Regions from separate parts of the Homo sapiens genome. Here region 2 is linked to region 1. The links are chromatin contacts, found by Hi-C or POLR2A ChIA-PET in ENCODE. All regions are on one chromosome and are shown on one strand. The core of a region is the stretch at or near the end of the contact, and the rest is flanking DNA. Distances in the headings are between cores, read along the strand shown.

The links. Hi-C counts contacts between places; a loop is a spot of excess contacts on that map. ChIA-PET counts read pairs that join two places held with the same protein, here RNA polymerase II (POLR2A). Pooled maps may share reads with other maps.
Region 2: a pooled map shows a loop between it and region 1 (7-fold over the local background). The contact joins two enhancer-like sites. A Hi-C loop is called at or near these places in 3 of 50 pooled maps. POLR2A ChIA-PET finds 5 or more read pairs at or near these places in 2 of 52 experiments (CD8-positive, alpha-beta T cell and GM12878).

What each region holds. Positions count from the first base shown.
Region 1 is chr1:225,973,394-225,980,930 of GRCh38, reverse strand. No RefSeq gene overlaps it. Among named protein-coding and RNA genes, the nearest start is that of SDE2, 22 kb to the left of the region's middle. Within about 2 kb of position 2,695, at least 3 of the 41 ENCODE cell types and tissues checked have a DNase peak (open chromatin) inside an H3K27ac peak, as active enhancers do.
Region 2 is chr1:226,026,475-226,034,011 of GRCh38, reverse strand. No RefSeq gene overlaps it. Among named protein-coding and RNA genes, the nearest start is that of SDE2, 31 kb to the right of the region's middle. RefSeq lists an enhancer at 3,765-3,814. Within about 2 kb of position 4,896, at least 8 of the 41 ENCODE cell types and tissues checked have a DNase peak (open chromatin) inside an H3K27ac peak, as active enhancers do.

The sequences.
Region 1 (7,537 bases), core at 1,446-3,945:
CACCGCGCCCAGCATAGTGAAGGTTTACTTTACAAGATCAGGGTTCATCTTTGAGAGACTCAGGCAGCCATGCCCAAAGAATTTCTTTCTTTTGTGGCAGCATGAAGCTGGCTGGGCCAGTGCCCCTTTCCTAATTGGCCTGGTTATCCTCTTCAGGTTGCCAGAGCACTAGCTGGGCCCTGCTTTATTTAGCATGGGAGTGTGAGCAGCTGTTGCCCTGCTCCCTGCAGGCAAATAGACCTTGACTGGCAAAATGAAAAGACTATAGAGTTTTCTAATTGCCCCCTCTCTTGTAGCATTAAAGGCTAAAAGTAAGGAGGCTGCTGATGAGCAGAAACTGACCATCTAGCCTCTCTTCCTAGGTGGCTGTAGTTCTTCCAGCCCTCGCTGATCTGTGCGTGGGGATGTTAATGGGCTTTTGCTGTGGGTCCATTTCACTCACCCACACATTTTGTTTTGGAGATAGCTACCTTCCTCCTTCCTCTTCTAGTACTCGTACCGCAAGCTTCCTCATTATATTCCTTTTGTCAGTTCAAATGGGAGTTTGCAAGAGGGAATTAAACAAATATGCTCAGATTACCATCTTGAGCCAGCACCTGTTAGTGATTTTCAAGGTGAAAAGTACCCCCCCCCGAGAAAGTCTAGGAACACCAGGTGTTAATTCTAGGCTGGTTCTGATCAAAATCTTAAAAATGTTGACTTAAACTTTATGGCCTTATTTGTGTGCCTGAACTAGAATACAGGAAAAGATATTATGGACTCCAGGTGGCCCTGTGCCACCCACACTGTTGCTGCAAGTCACCTGCCTATTGGCCTGTTTCTGGGAGGGATCTCTGATTCAGTCAGTGCCAGTCTCATCTCTGGTATGTTTGGTACTACTTTTTCTTTGCATTCACCTTCATGAGATTTCCTTTGAGAAAAACTAAATTAATGATGCTCTATAAAGTAAGCCTACACTCAAACCATTCATAGGTCATTGATTCAGGATGGCCCCCACATAATACTGCTGAGCTGAAGGAAAGAATGTGCATGGTCATACTTCGGTTTTCCCTGGAATACAGGCCATGTGGTGTGGTGGGCCTTAGGGCAAGGGTTTTAGGGTTACTGATCTGGGTCTAAAATCCTGATTTTCCTCCTTTCTAATAGTGTTTCCTCAGACAAGCTCCATAGCCTTTCTGAGCATCAGTTTTCTGCTCCTGCTATTAAATGGGGTCATATCTACTTTTAGGGATGTTAGGGTTAAATAAAGTAGTATGTAAGGTTCCTAGCACAGTGCTTAGCAAATTTGTAGTTGCTCAGTAAATGGAAGCTATTGGAATACTCTACAGCACCATTGTCCAATAGAAATGTAACATGAGCCAGATAATGTAATTTTACATTTTCTTTCAGTCATTAAAAAGTACAAAGAATTAGCCAGGTGTGGTTGTGCGTGCCTATAGTTCCAGCTACTTGGGAGGCTGAGGTGGGAGGATTGCTTGAGTCCAGGAGTTGGAGGCTGCAGTGAAATTTTTTTTTTTTTTTTTTTGAGATGGAATCTCACTCTGCTGCCCAGGCTGGAGTGCAGTGGCATGATCTTGGCTCACTGCAACCTCCGCCTCTCGAGTTCAAGTGATTCTCCTGCCTCAGCCTCCTGAGTAACTGGACTTACAGGCACGTGCCACAACGCCCAGCTAATTTTTGTATTTTTTTTGTAGAGATAGAGTTTCACCATGTTGGCCAGGCTGGTATTGAACTCCTGACCTCAGGTGATCTGCATGCCTCAGCCTCCCAGAGTGCTGGGATTATAGGCATGAGCCACCACGCCCGGCCAATGATACAGTGAACTTTGAAGGCGTCACTGCAACTCCAGCCTGGGCGACAGAGTGAGACCTCATCTCAAAAAAAAAAAAAAAAAAAAAAAAAAAAAATTACAAAGAAGCAGGTGAAATTAATTTTAGCAATATATTTTATTTAACCCAAAAATATTCAAAATATTTCAATAATAGAAAATTATTGAGATAGTTTACATTTTTGTGCTAAGTCTGAAATCTGGTGTGTATTTTATACTTACAGCACTTTTCAATTCACAGTGGCTACATTCCAGGTGCTTAATAGCCCCGTGTGACTTTGAGCTCCTGTATTAGGCAGTGCCCCTCTAGAACACATCTTAAGGCAAGGCAGTGAGCACAGCAGAACTGTCCACCTTAATCCAAACACACGTGTACAGAGCTGAATCAAAGCCACATGAGGCTGGGAGGACTTGGGGCTTTTAGCACGCTCTGCCCTTCCCTCAGCCACCCTTGTGATAAGTGGAATATATGTAAAATAAAAGCGTTATGACCAGTCAGATGTCTTTCCTGTGGGGACTCCTTACATGCCAGGCTGGCAGAGGTGCAGAAACAAGTGCGAGAGCTGTGGTCTGTGAGTCCTAACCTTGGCCTTGCTGGTGTGGGGCTGGGTGACCTCATCTGGCAAACTGCGGTATCTGTTTAATTTTATGAATTGAGCTGTGAGGCATAGCTGAAATTTGCATGGGGGTGACAAACATACTTTAAAGCATCTTGCAAAAAAGTAGTAAGAATTAGGAGTTGTAGACAAATGCTCAATGAAAACAGGAGTGTGATACTGGGTATTGCACCATACCGTAGTGCTGGATCCCTCAGTTTACTAAGTAGATCTTTTGGTCCAATTACGGGGTAGTGTAGGAATGGCGATTAGCCTGGTATGTCCCATCTCTCCTTGTTGAAGTTCTGCTTTTTTTTTTTTTGAGATGAGGTCTCGCTATGTAACTCATGCTGGAGTGTAGTGGCACAATCACAGTTCACTGCAGCCTCCACCGCTCGGGCTGGGACCACAGGCATGTGCCACCTTGCCCGGCTAATCTTTTAAAAATTACTTGCAGAGACAAGGTCTCACTGTGTTGCCAGGCTGGTACTTAACTTCGAAGACGGCTCACAGGCTGCCTCTTCCAACTGCGAGCCTCAGTGAGGAAACAGTGGGCTTGTTGTGGAGTTTATTCTGCAGCCCTCCAGCCTGCAAACATTAATTGTGCATGTCTGATTAGTAAAACATTTGGGGGTGCACCCCACATGATGTCACTCATCTGTCAGAGCCCTCCATCGGCCTTGGAGTACAAGCCCACGCACTTGCAGTGGCCAGCAATCCCCTCTCAGGCTGCACGCCTCTCCCCTCTCTGACCTCATCTACTCCTCCTCACTCCACCACAGCCCCCGGGGCCTCCTTGCTGTTTCCTGAACCAACCAAACACACTGTGCTCCCCTGGCGTGGCACAGACTGTCCCTCCTTCCAGAACAGTCTTTTTCCAGACGTCCCCAGGGAAGACTCTCTCACCTTTCACTCGGTTTAAAATGGCAACCCCCACCCCCATCACTTTCTTTCCTGACTGGTTGGTTGTTTTGTTTTTTTGAGACAGCCTCGCTGTGTCGCCCAGGCTGGAGTGCAGTGGTGCCGTCTCAGCTCACTGCAATCTGTGCCTCCGGAGTTCAAGCAATTCTGCCTCAGCCTCCCAAGTAATTGAGACTACAGGTGTGCGCTACCACGCCCAGCTATTGATTGATTGATTGTATTTTTAGTAGAGACGGGGTTTTGCTGTGTTGGCCAGGCTGGTCTCAAACTCCTGACCTCAGGTGATCTGCCCATCTCGGCCTCCCACCGCGCCTGGCCGACAGTTTTATTTTTTTGAGATGGAGCCTTGCTCTGTCGCCCAGGCTGGAGTGCAGTGGCGCGATCTCGGCTCACTGCAAGCTCCGCCTCCTGGCTTCAAGCAATTCTCCTGCCTGAGCCTCCTGAGTAGCTAAGACTACAGGTGCGTGCCACCACGCCTGGCTAATTTTTGTATTTTTAGTAGAGACATGGTTTCACTGTGTTGGTCAGGCTGGTCTTGAACTCCTGACCTCGTGATCCGCCCGCCTCGGCGTCCCAAAGTCCTGGGATTACAAGCGTGAGCCACCGTGCCAGGTCCTGACAGGTTTTGTTTTGTTTTGTTTTGTTTTAATAGTACTTATTACCCCTTATCATATTTTTTTTTTTTAGTTAAATGTCCCTCTCCCCTCAGAAAATAAGCTCTGCCAGGGCAGAGAGTTGATCTGTTTTATTAGTGCCGGATACCTAAAATGTGCTCCATGAATATCTATTGAATGAATCCAGTGTACTAACATATTTATAAAACAACAAACAGAATTCCAAATAAATTCATCATCTCTCAACAGACCACATGACATGTCCACTGGGGTGTATGTACCTGCTTTGAAACATTTGCTTGTAGAAATGTGTGTCTTTTAGCCCGGGCGCGGTGGCTCACGCCTGTAATCCCAGCACTTTGGGAGGCTGAAGAGGGTGGATCACGAAGTCAAGAGATTGAGACCAGCCTGGCCAACATGGTGAAACCCCGTCTCTTCTAAAAATACAAAAAAATTAGCCAGGCGTGGTGGCAGGCGCCTGTAGTCCCAGCTACTCGGGAGGCTGAGGCAGGAGAATCACTTGAACCTGGGAGGCAGAGGTTGCAGTGAGCCGAGAACGCGCCACTGCACTCCAGCCTGGTGACAGAGAGAGACTCCTCCTCAAAAAAAAAAAAAAGAAAGAAATGGGTGTCTTTGAAGGTGGTTGAGGAAAATGACTGGGACTTACTGTTTTACCAAAATCTGAGAGCAACTGAAGTGAGTGCATGAGTGGCAATTCTGTAGAAAGGGATTCTGTTGAGTCGCTCAACACCAGCCAACCATTAAAAAGGTTACCTATTTCTGAGGAAGAGTCTTCCTGTAACCACTAGAGGGCGCTGTGCACTAACAAATGCCAGCCAAAGCCGTCAGGGAGAGACTGCTGGGGAAGGTGGGGAGGAGGTGGCGCGGCAGTGTTGCCTGGCAGTGGGGTAGCAGGTAGCAGGATGGCCAAATCCTGTGAGACCCACCTTTCCCCGTCCCTACACTCCCCTACACACCATAAGTGGCAGACTGATGATTAGGTGCAGCTGGCCTGGGGTGGACTAGGCCCTGTTCTTTTTTTATTTATTTTTTCTTTTTTTTGAGGCGGAATCTTGCTCTGTCGCCCAGGCTGGATTGCAGTGGCAGGATCTCGGCTCACTGCAAGTTCCGCCTCCGGGGTTCACGCCATTCTCCTGCCTCAGCTTCCCGTGTAGCTGGGACCACAGGCGCCCGCCGCCACCACGCCCGGCTAATTTTTTGTATTTTTAGTAGAGACGGGGTTTCACCGTGTTAGCCAGGATGGTCTCCATTTCCTGACCTCGTGATCCGCCTGCCTCGGCCTCCCAAAGTCCTGGGATTACGGACGTGAGCCACCGCGCCCGGCGCCCTGTTCTTTCTGATTCCTTAATTCTCAGATTTAGCTTCAGTTTTCACTGTACAGGTGGTGAATAAATCATTTAGTCTTGCTGAATATCCCATAACATTATTACTTCTGTCCTCAACAAACAACGTTATCTTTAATCATTTGCTGTTGTTTTCCGCTAGAGGAATTTCAGTGTCTGTGTATACAACCATGTCTTTATTTTTGTGTTATCAAAAATAAATCTGGGGCCGGGTGCGGTGGCTCATGCCTGTAATCCCAGCACTTTAGGAGGCCGGGGTGAGCGGATCGCCTGAGGTCAGGAGTTTGAGACCAGCCCGGCCGACACGGCGAAACTCCATCTCTACTAAAAATACAAAAATTAGCCAGGCATGCTGGTGGGTGCCTGTAATCCCAGCTACTCAGGAGGCTGAGGCATGAGAATTGCTTGAACCCAGGAGGCAGAGGTTGTGGTGAACCGAGATCACACCACTGCACTCCAGCCTGGACAACAGAGCCAGACTCCATCTCAAAAATAAAATAAAATAAAAATAAAATAAATAAATAAATCTGGGGGTATATATAGCTGTGTTGTGTATAGCTCTGACATATTTATTTGTGACTGGCCCCTGCATTTCTCCTTGGTGGGAAATGTACGTGTTGACATTAGGATTCAACTCAGTTATTACACCCAACCTGAGCTGCTCTTAGACCAGGCAGGCAAAAGAGGCCTCTGCCCAGAGTCTGCATCTAGAAAAGACAGAAACACAAGGCTAGGGGAAGAGGAGGACAAAATCCCAGCCCACACCCTGGAAATTCAGAGAAAAAGTGGCTGCTTTTGATCTAGGTTCATCTCCCCAGGTCATCCTTAGTTGGTGTTCAGGCAGACGGGGTCCAGGAGGTGCCCTTCCTCCCCAGCTCCATTCACGTGGGTGTAGTTAGTGGGGCTGCTAGAACTGCCTGGAAGTCCTGAGTGGGCACAGCAAGGTGTGGGGAGGGGACTCGTCCGCCCAGCTTCCGAGGAGTTGACAGATCCTTCAGGCCAGGCCCGGTACTGTGGCAGCGCTATTTCACGGGCTGTGTTTCTGTGGTTGCTCAGGACGATGAGGCTGTAAGGTGGGCCTCCCCGGCTCCAGGCTCCAGTTTTGTCTTCATGTGAAGAGCCTCAGGGCACATACTGACCAACATGACCAAAGTGAGCATCAAGCCTTACACTCAGAAAGTATATTTATTTGAATAAAATATCACTGTTAGACACTTTGGGAGGCTGAGGCAGGAGGATCTTTTGAGTCTGGAAGTTCGAGACCAGTCTGGGCAACGTAGTGAGACCTCATCTCTATTAAAAATATGGATAGATAAATAGATAGATAATTACTGTTATATTTTTGTATATTGGAGTTCTATGTAAGATTCTATTTACAAAAGCATTCACTGATAAAATTGAAAGTTTGCAGGCATTAATTTTTATATCACTATACAGAAATATGGATTTTGGAAAAATGGATAGCTCTTAACTGAGTAAAGTGGGAAAAAAGATGAAAAATGATTCTGAGATATAAGAATGAAATATTGCACCTGTTGTCATGTTAGAAGAGGAAGGACATAAAATTTTTGTAGAGATTGCAAAATCATTAATGCAAAAACAAAGATTATGCCTAGGAAAAAATGACAAGAAGGAAAATACAGGTTAATGTTTCCCAAAATTTTCCTTGGGGATATAAAGGTGGATTGTTTTCCCTTCTTCCCAATCTTTTATGTTATTCTAAGCTTTCTATGTTCACATTTTTTTTTTTTGAGACGGAGTCTCGCTCTGTCACCCAGGCTGGAGTGCAGTGGTGTGATCTCAGTCTCAGCTCACTGCAACCTCTGCTTCCTAGGTTCAAGCAATTCTTCTGCCTTAGCCTCCCAAGTAGCTGGAATTACAAGCATGCACCACCAGGCTCAGCTAATTTTTGTATTTTTAGTAGAGATGGGGTTTCACCATGTTGGCCAGGCTGGTCTCGAACTCCTGACCTCAGGTGATCCACCTGCCTCGGCCTCCCAAAGTGCTGGGATTACAGGTGTGAGCCACTGCACCTGGCCCAGATATACTTTTATAATAGTAAAAAAAAAAAAAAAGTTAGGGCTTTTTTGTTAGAATATGTATATCATGATGATTTAGTTCAATTTTATTCAACAAGTGCCTGCTGAGCACCTGCTCTGTGCTCTGCTCTGTACCAGCCCGGGATGCCTCCCTCACCGAGAGAACTCAAATCTA
Region 2 (7,537 bases), core at 3,647-6,146, 51 kb before region 1:
CTTCACCTGACAGTTTTCCTTCCACCTGAGACACAGACATGCTGAAGGGTTACTGACCCTACGAGCAGGCCTCAGCCAATGATGGATGGAAACCGGAGGCTCCCCATCTTCCTCACCTCTTGGGTAGGAAAGCTCAGAGGCATGTTCTGCACTGTCTCCCAGGGTCCCCAGTAGGACTGAACCCCAGCTGCAGTTACACAGAAGCAACTTGCTTAATAATGTTCCTTTTCTTGGCTTCCTTCCCTTTCCTGCCTTACTTCCCCACTCTAGTCTTCCCGCAATCACCTCTTAAACAAACTAGTTGAATCTAGAAACAGAAAGTAGAGTGATTGCTAGGGGGTAGGGGAAGGAGGGAATGGGGAGTTATTTGGTTTAAGGTATACGGTTCAGTTTTACAGGATGAAAAGTGTTATAGAGATGGATGATGGTGATGACTGCACAACATTGTGAATGTGTTTAATATCACTGAATTGGACACTAACACTTATTAAGATGGGGCCGGGCACGACAGCTCACGCCTGTAATCCCAGCACTTTGAGAGGCCTAGGCGGGCAGATCATCAAGTCAGGAGTTCGAGACCAGCCTGACCAACATGGTGAAACCCCGTCTGTACTAAAAATACAAAAATTAGCGGGGTGTGGTGGCACATGCCTGTAATCTCAGCTACTCAGGAGGCTGAGGCAGGAGAATCGCTTGAACACGGGAGGCAGAGGTTTCAGTGAGCCAAGATCATGCTACTGTACTCCAGCCTGGGTGACAGAGCGAAACTGCATCTCAAAAAAAAAAAAAAAAAAAAAAACCAAACAAAAAAAACAACTTATTAAGATGGTAAATTGTATGTTACATGTATTTTCCACAATTTAAAAAAATGAAACAAAACGAAATATACAGAACAAAACTAGTCGCACTCAAATCCTGCCTTAAGGTGTGATTCTGGGACAACCTAACCTAAGGTAATAGGAATCTATATTAATTTTGGGTAGCAGAGAAAAAAAGCACTTACAAGCTGAGTTTAGGGTTATTTATACATGGCATCCAACTAAAAGAAACCTGAAATCAGCAAAGACTAGAAATGAGAAAAAGAGTCTAGCAGGTCTGGGGAGGAAAATGAAGAATCAGACACCATCTTCAACAAGTTAGTCAAATGTGACTAACCTGGGAATGGTTAAATTTCCCAGCTATAGATAGGTAATATCCTAAGATTCCTCACAGTGTAATAAAGCAGATTTTTTGCATCCTAAACCTGAACGTAGCAATTTGGACATGTCACAGAGGCAGGGCACAGAAGAGGCAGCCAGACTTCAGCCCTCCAGCGATTAGTAAGTAGAAGTGACCAGCAGTTTTGGGCTGCCCAGCACCTATTGCCACTATCTTGTTAATTGTACCCTGTTTTTCCTTGAATGTCTCCAAGATACCTCAAAATCAGTAAGTCGAAAACCAAACTCATGATTCTCCCTGCCAGACCCAGGCTTCTTTGAGCATTCCATAGGTCAAGATGGTGCCATCATCCATCTATGTAGGCAAGCCAAATATGATGGCCCCAGACTGGTTCCCTTCTCTCCTTCCCTGTATACAATCCGTCACCAAGTCCTGCAATTTTACTTCCTCAATTTCTTATGGGTTTTTGTTTTGTTTTGTTTTGTTTTTGTTGTTGTTGTTTTTTTTTTTTTAGATGGAGTTTTGCTCTGTCACCCAGGCTGGAGTGCAGTGGCATGATCTCGGCTCCCTGCAACTTCCTCCTCCTGGGTTTAAGCCATTCTCATGCCTCAGCCTCCCAGGTAGCTGGGATTACAGGCATGCACCACCACACCCAGCCAAGTTTTTCTTTCTTTTTTTTTTTTTTTTTTTGCATTCTTAATGGAGATGTGGTTTCTTCATGTTGGCCAGGCTGGTCTCAAACTCCTGATCTCAGGTGAACCACCCGTCTCGGCTTCCCAAAGTGCTGGGATTACAGGTGTGAGCCATGGTGCCAGGCCTACTTCCTCAATTTCTGTTAAACTCATCAATTTCTCTCTGTATCCACCACTATGACTACTCCAGTCCAAGTCCCTGCCATCTCAGCTTCCAAAATAGTTTCCCAGCTGTGTCACTCAGTAACAGGGCAATCCCTGTGTGATGGTTAATTTTAGGCATCAACTTGACTGGATTAAGGGATACTGAGCTGGTGAAGCATTATTTCTGGGTATGTTGGTGAGGGTATTTCCATAAGAGATGGGCATTTGAATCAGTGGACTGAGTAAAGAAAATCCACTCTCACCCAATGTGGCTGGGCACCATCCAATCCTTTGACGGCCTGAATAGAACCAAAAGGTATAAGACAGGCAAATTCTCACTTTCTCACTCCTGAAACTGGGACACCCTCTTCTCCTGCCCTTGGATGTCAGAACTCCAGGTTCTCTGGTTCTTTGGACCCTGGAACTTGCACCAGCAGCCAGTCTGTTTCTCAGGCCTCTTGCTTTGGACTCAGAATTACACTGTCAGATTCCCTGGTTCTCTAGCTTGCAGACAGCATATAGTGAGACTTCTCAGCCTCCATAATCATGTGAGCCAATTCCTATAATAAATCTTCTCTCGGCTGGGCGCGGTGGCTCACACCTGTAATCCTAGCACTTTGGGAGGCCAAGGCGGGCGGATCACCTGTGGTCAGGAGTTTGAGAGCAACCTGGCCAACATGGTGAAACCCCATCTCTACTAACTACAAAAATTAGCCTGCGTGACGGCAGGCACCTGTAATCCCAGCTACTCGGGAGGCTGAGGCAGGAGAATCGCTTGAACCTGGGAGGCAGAATTTGCAGCGAGCTGAGATCGTGCCACTGCACTCCAGCCTGGGTGACAGAGTGAGACTGTCTCAAAAAAAAAAAAAATGAAAAATAAATCTTATCTTCTATCTATCTATCTATCTATCTATCTATCTATCTATCTATCTATCATCTATAATAAATCATCTCTCATCTCTGTCATCTATCTATCCATCCATCCATCTCTCTCTTTCTCCTATTGATTCTCTGTCTCTCTGGAGAAGCCTAATACACTCTGGGCATACAAAGCCCTCCTGACACCCCCTCAGTTTCTTCTTAGGGAACTGCCCCTGGCCACACTTCCCAACCTCAGGACTCCTACACATTCTCACAGTCCATGTACCTCATTGTTTTTAGCGTTCAGTCATAGTTGTAACATAAAACATTTGTAAATATATTTTTATTGTGAGAACGTTCAGTATAACGAAATACAGAGAACAACATATCAAGCACCTATGTAGTCATAACCCAGAATTAACAATATTAACACATGTTAACTTTCTGCCATATTTATTTCAAATTTCGTTTTACGTTTAAAAGAAATCAAACATAAAACAGATGTGGTTAAAATCCACTTGAACAGTATTTCCCTTCTCCTCCACTTCTGTTCTCTCTCCCTCTTCAGAGGAACTAGCAACAAGAATTTCAATGTATTTCTTTCTCATTCATGTTTTTATGCTTTTAATAGATAAGGTGTATTTTCAAAACCATTGGTTGTTCCTATTGTTTTTTGGTTGTTGTTGAGACAGAGTCTCGCTCTGTCGCCCAGGCTGGAGTGCAGTGGCGCTATCTCAGTTCACTGCAACCTCTGCCTCTTGGGTTTGAGCGATTTTCCTGACTCAGCCTCCTGAGTAGCTGGGACTATGGGCACGCACCACCACGCCTGGCTAATTTTTGTATTTTTAGTAGAGACGGGGTTTCACCATGTTGCCCAGACTGGTCTTGAACTCTTGAGCTCAGGTGATCTGCCTGTCTCGGCCTCCCAAAGTGCTGGGAATACAGGCGTGAGCTACCGCACCTGGCCTATTCCTACAGTTTCTAAAAGCAGATATAATTAGTTTTAATTTAAACCACTTTGATTTCATTCAAGCCGAGAATATCTTGGTCCTCAGATGGTGGATTCAGAAGGGAACCAAAGAGGGTTTTCATTCTGTCTCATCGTGGAGAAACAGCAGCAAGAACAACCAGCTCATCTTTCTTCTTCTTCCACTTCCCCCCAAGTACCAGAGGGGAGCTGGGGCCAGCAATATCCATCAGAGAATATCAAAGCAGAAGCACATAATGTTTTGGCACCTGTGGGCTTACCTGGTGGCATCATAAGCATCTAACACCAGCCCTGAGAGTTGAACATTTTAAAAATAGGTAAAAATACAGTGGATGAACAGGTGGCCTCAAGTTTCTGTGCCGCCTGGTCCTGGAGACATGGTGCTGTGCTCAGGTTGGCTTCCAGCCTACTTCCAGTCTGCTCCCTGTCTGCTTGAGCCATGTGGCCCTGCTGCTGGAGGCTTGGCATCTGAAGATGTGAAGCTTTTGGTTAAGAGGCTCAAAGTGCCTCTCAGTTGTTACATGGAATTAATAAGGGTGAGTAAGTGCCCGCGGCCTTCTCTGGGACACTTTCCCCTCTTTGGTTTGTTACAGAAGATAAGGCTAAATAAATTTTATATTGATTGCTTCCAGACACAAAGGAGGACATCAAAGAGGAGTAAACTCCTTTCTTTCCAAGTGATAGCGCCAGCCAATCTGTCTAGTCTAGATTGAGAATTATACCTTGCCGTGACAAAGGGTCCAAAGAACATAGTCAACTCATCATCCTTGGCCAGGAATAAAGTTATTGCTTCTTAAGGGGCGGAGAACTCTCTGGCCTCATATCGTTAACATACTTGCCACCTCTAACTAGACCCAGTCAGGCCCAATGAGCTCCATTAGAGTGAAACTCAGAACCTGCTAATACCGAAGTGTCAATGGACAACAGTATTTGTTTATGTGTAAAACTGGTACTTTTTTTTTTTTTTGGTGGAAAATGAGGAAGTGAAAAGAACGTGACCTTTGGAGTCACACAGACCTGGGTTTCTCTCCTGGCACCGCCTCTGACCTGCTGTGTCACATGAGCTTTCTGAGCTTTAGTTTCCACTTCTATGACACAAGGAGAAAATTCCCATCTTATAGGGAGAATTTAGTGAAAGGACTGAGCATTTTTTCTGGGAGATGATTGGATCCCTTCATCTGATTTTTTTTTTTTTTTTTGAGACAGAGTCTTGCTCTGTTACCCAGGCTGGGGTGCAGTGGCCCGATCTCAGCTCACCACAACCTCCACCTCCCAGGTTCAAGTGATTCTTGTGCCTCAGCCTCCCAAGTAGCTGGGATTACAGGCACGCACCACCATGCCCGGCTAATTTTTGTATTTTTAGCATGGACGGGGTTTTGCCATGTTGGCCAGGCTGGTCTCGAACTCCTGACCTCAAGTGATCTGCCTGCCTTGGCCTTCCAAAGTGCTAGGATTATGGGCGTGAGCCACTGCACCCGATCCCTTCATCTGAATTTGGAGAGGGCAAAAGTTTGAACTCTGGGTTGTGCCTGGGAAAGGTGGATATGAGGTGAAGATCAGATTCGGGCAACCACAGGAGTTGACAGAGTCTGCTGGCCCTGCCATCATTTAGTGACTGGTAGAAGGCTGCTGCGGTGAGAGCTGGCTTTGCTTCGATCCTGTTAAGTAAACCACCAGGATGCTTCAGTGTTTGGAGCGGCCTTCTTTGGTCACCCACTGTGACCTGGGGCAGAAAGCTTCCAATCTCGTTCCCACGGGAGTGTTAGAGTGTTATCCATGTTAGGAAAGAGAGTGGTTTTCATTTTCAGAAGAACACGAACACATTGGCCTCCAGATGAATATGCAGCTTCAAAGCTTCTAAAATAGCTGGCTATCCCTTGTCCTGAGTTTTTGCTCAAGGTTTATGACACTGCTGTCGGATGTCTGTTGCCCCATATTGGCTAGACCGGAAAAGTGGAATCTCTTCTCCCTCTCCACATCTGAAAGAGCAACACTGTCTGCTGTCCTACAGAGCCTGTCATTGATCTATGATTTGGCCTCTCACCTTAGACTGTTCTCAATAGGTAGAACAGCGCTCCACCTTCGCCCATGTGTAACATTAGGCTGTATAAACACTACCAAAGGAAACATACATTATTCAGGGAATGTGAGTGTGTAGGTCCCACGCCCACAGTGTGTCATGGACTCACCAAAGAGATGTGTTGCAAATAATGAGTGGCATCTTGTTTCAAACAATGCAAAGCCAACAATAATAGGAAAAATGACACTTCTCTGGATTCTCCAGCTAAGAAAACACAAAGCAGTTTTGGTGGATGGAGTTCAAGCCAATGACTTTTCTACCTAAATTATTCTTTTAGTTCTTTCAAGCTGGTTTTGCAAGGTTTTAAGGAAGCCACCCAGTTGTGGGTGGAGCATTTTCTTCTGGGAGCTACTCCCAGGTACATGAAATATCATTCAGAAATGAGCAAGACATGTTCACAAGGCCAAGGGCTTCTTTGGGGCCATAGTTACACTTCACTATGTGCTGTTCACACATGGATTTTTGGTTTGACTTGTAAACCCTAGCCTGTTGTTGGCAGGCATTAAAAAATATGTGTCAGCCAGGCGTGGGGTCTCACGCCTGTAATCCCAGCACTTTGGGATGCCGAGTTGGGAGGATCACTTGAACTCAGGAGTTTGAGACCAGCCTAGACAACAGGGCAAAACCCCATCTCTACACAAAATACAAAAAATTAGCCGGGTGTAGTGTCATGTGCCTGTAGTCTCAGCTACTGGGGGGCTGAGGCAGGAGAATCTCTTCAGTCTGAGAGGCCAAGGCTGCAGTGAGCTGTGATCGTCCCATTGTACTCCAGCCTGGGTGACTAAGTGAGACCCTGTCTCAAAGAAAAAAGAAAGAAGGAAAGAAAATATGTGTTAATGATGGGGAATCTGATCATTAAAAATATGCATATATGTGGAATAATAAAGTATATGATATTTATCCTTCCTTTGTTTGTTATGACAGTATTTCCCCAGAGCTTAGGTGGCAGGTATCAGAGTGTTTTACATGTAGTCCACATCTTGTATTACATGCTCATTCTCGGAGTTGGGCTTTGGCAGAGATGCTAAACACACAGATGCCAATTAGGAAACTAAAATCCAGTCATTACCCAGAGATTAAATATTTCAACACAGTGTCTCAAACTATAATTAAAGGCAGTGAGCTTTGTTACTGGGAGAACAAAAACAGAGAGAGGCAGACAACTATTTTTGGAATTGTCCTTATCTTCAACACGATCTACTCTATACATTTATCAAGTTGTTTACTGTACTTGCAACTTTACAAATCAGTCTAAATAAAACATCATAAAATGACATGTTTGCTGGCCGAGTGCAGTGGCTCATGCCTGTAATCCCAGCACTTTGGGAGGCTGAGGCAGGAGGATCACTTTTTTCTTTTTCTTATTTTTTTGAGACAGAGTCTCTCTCTGTCACCCAGGCTGGAGTGCAGTGGCATGATCTCAGCTCACTGCAATCTTTGCCTCCCGGGTTCAAGCAATTCTCCTGTCTCAGCCTCCCGAGTAGCTGGGACTACAGGCGGCCACCACCATGCCTGGCTAATTTTTGTATTTTTAGTAGAGACAGGGTTTTACCATGTTAACCAGGCTGGTCTTGAACTTCTGACCTCAGGTGATAGGAGGATCACTTAAAGCCA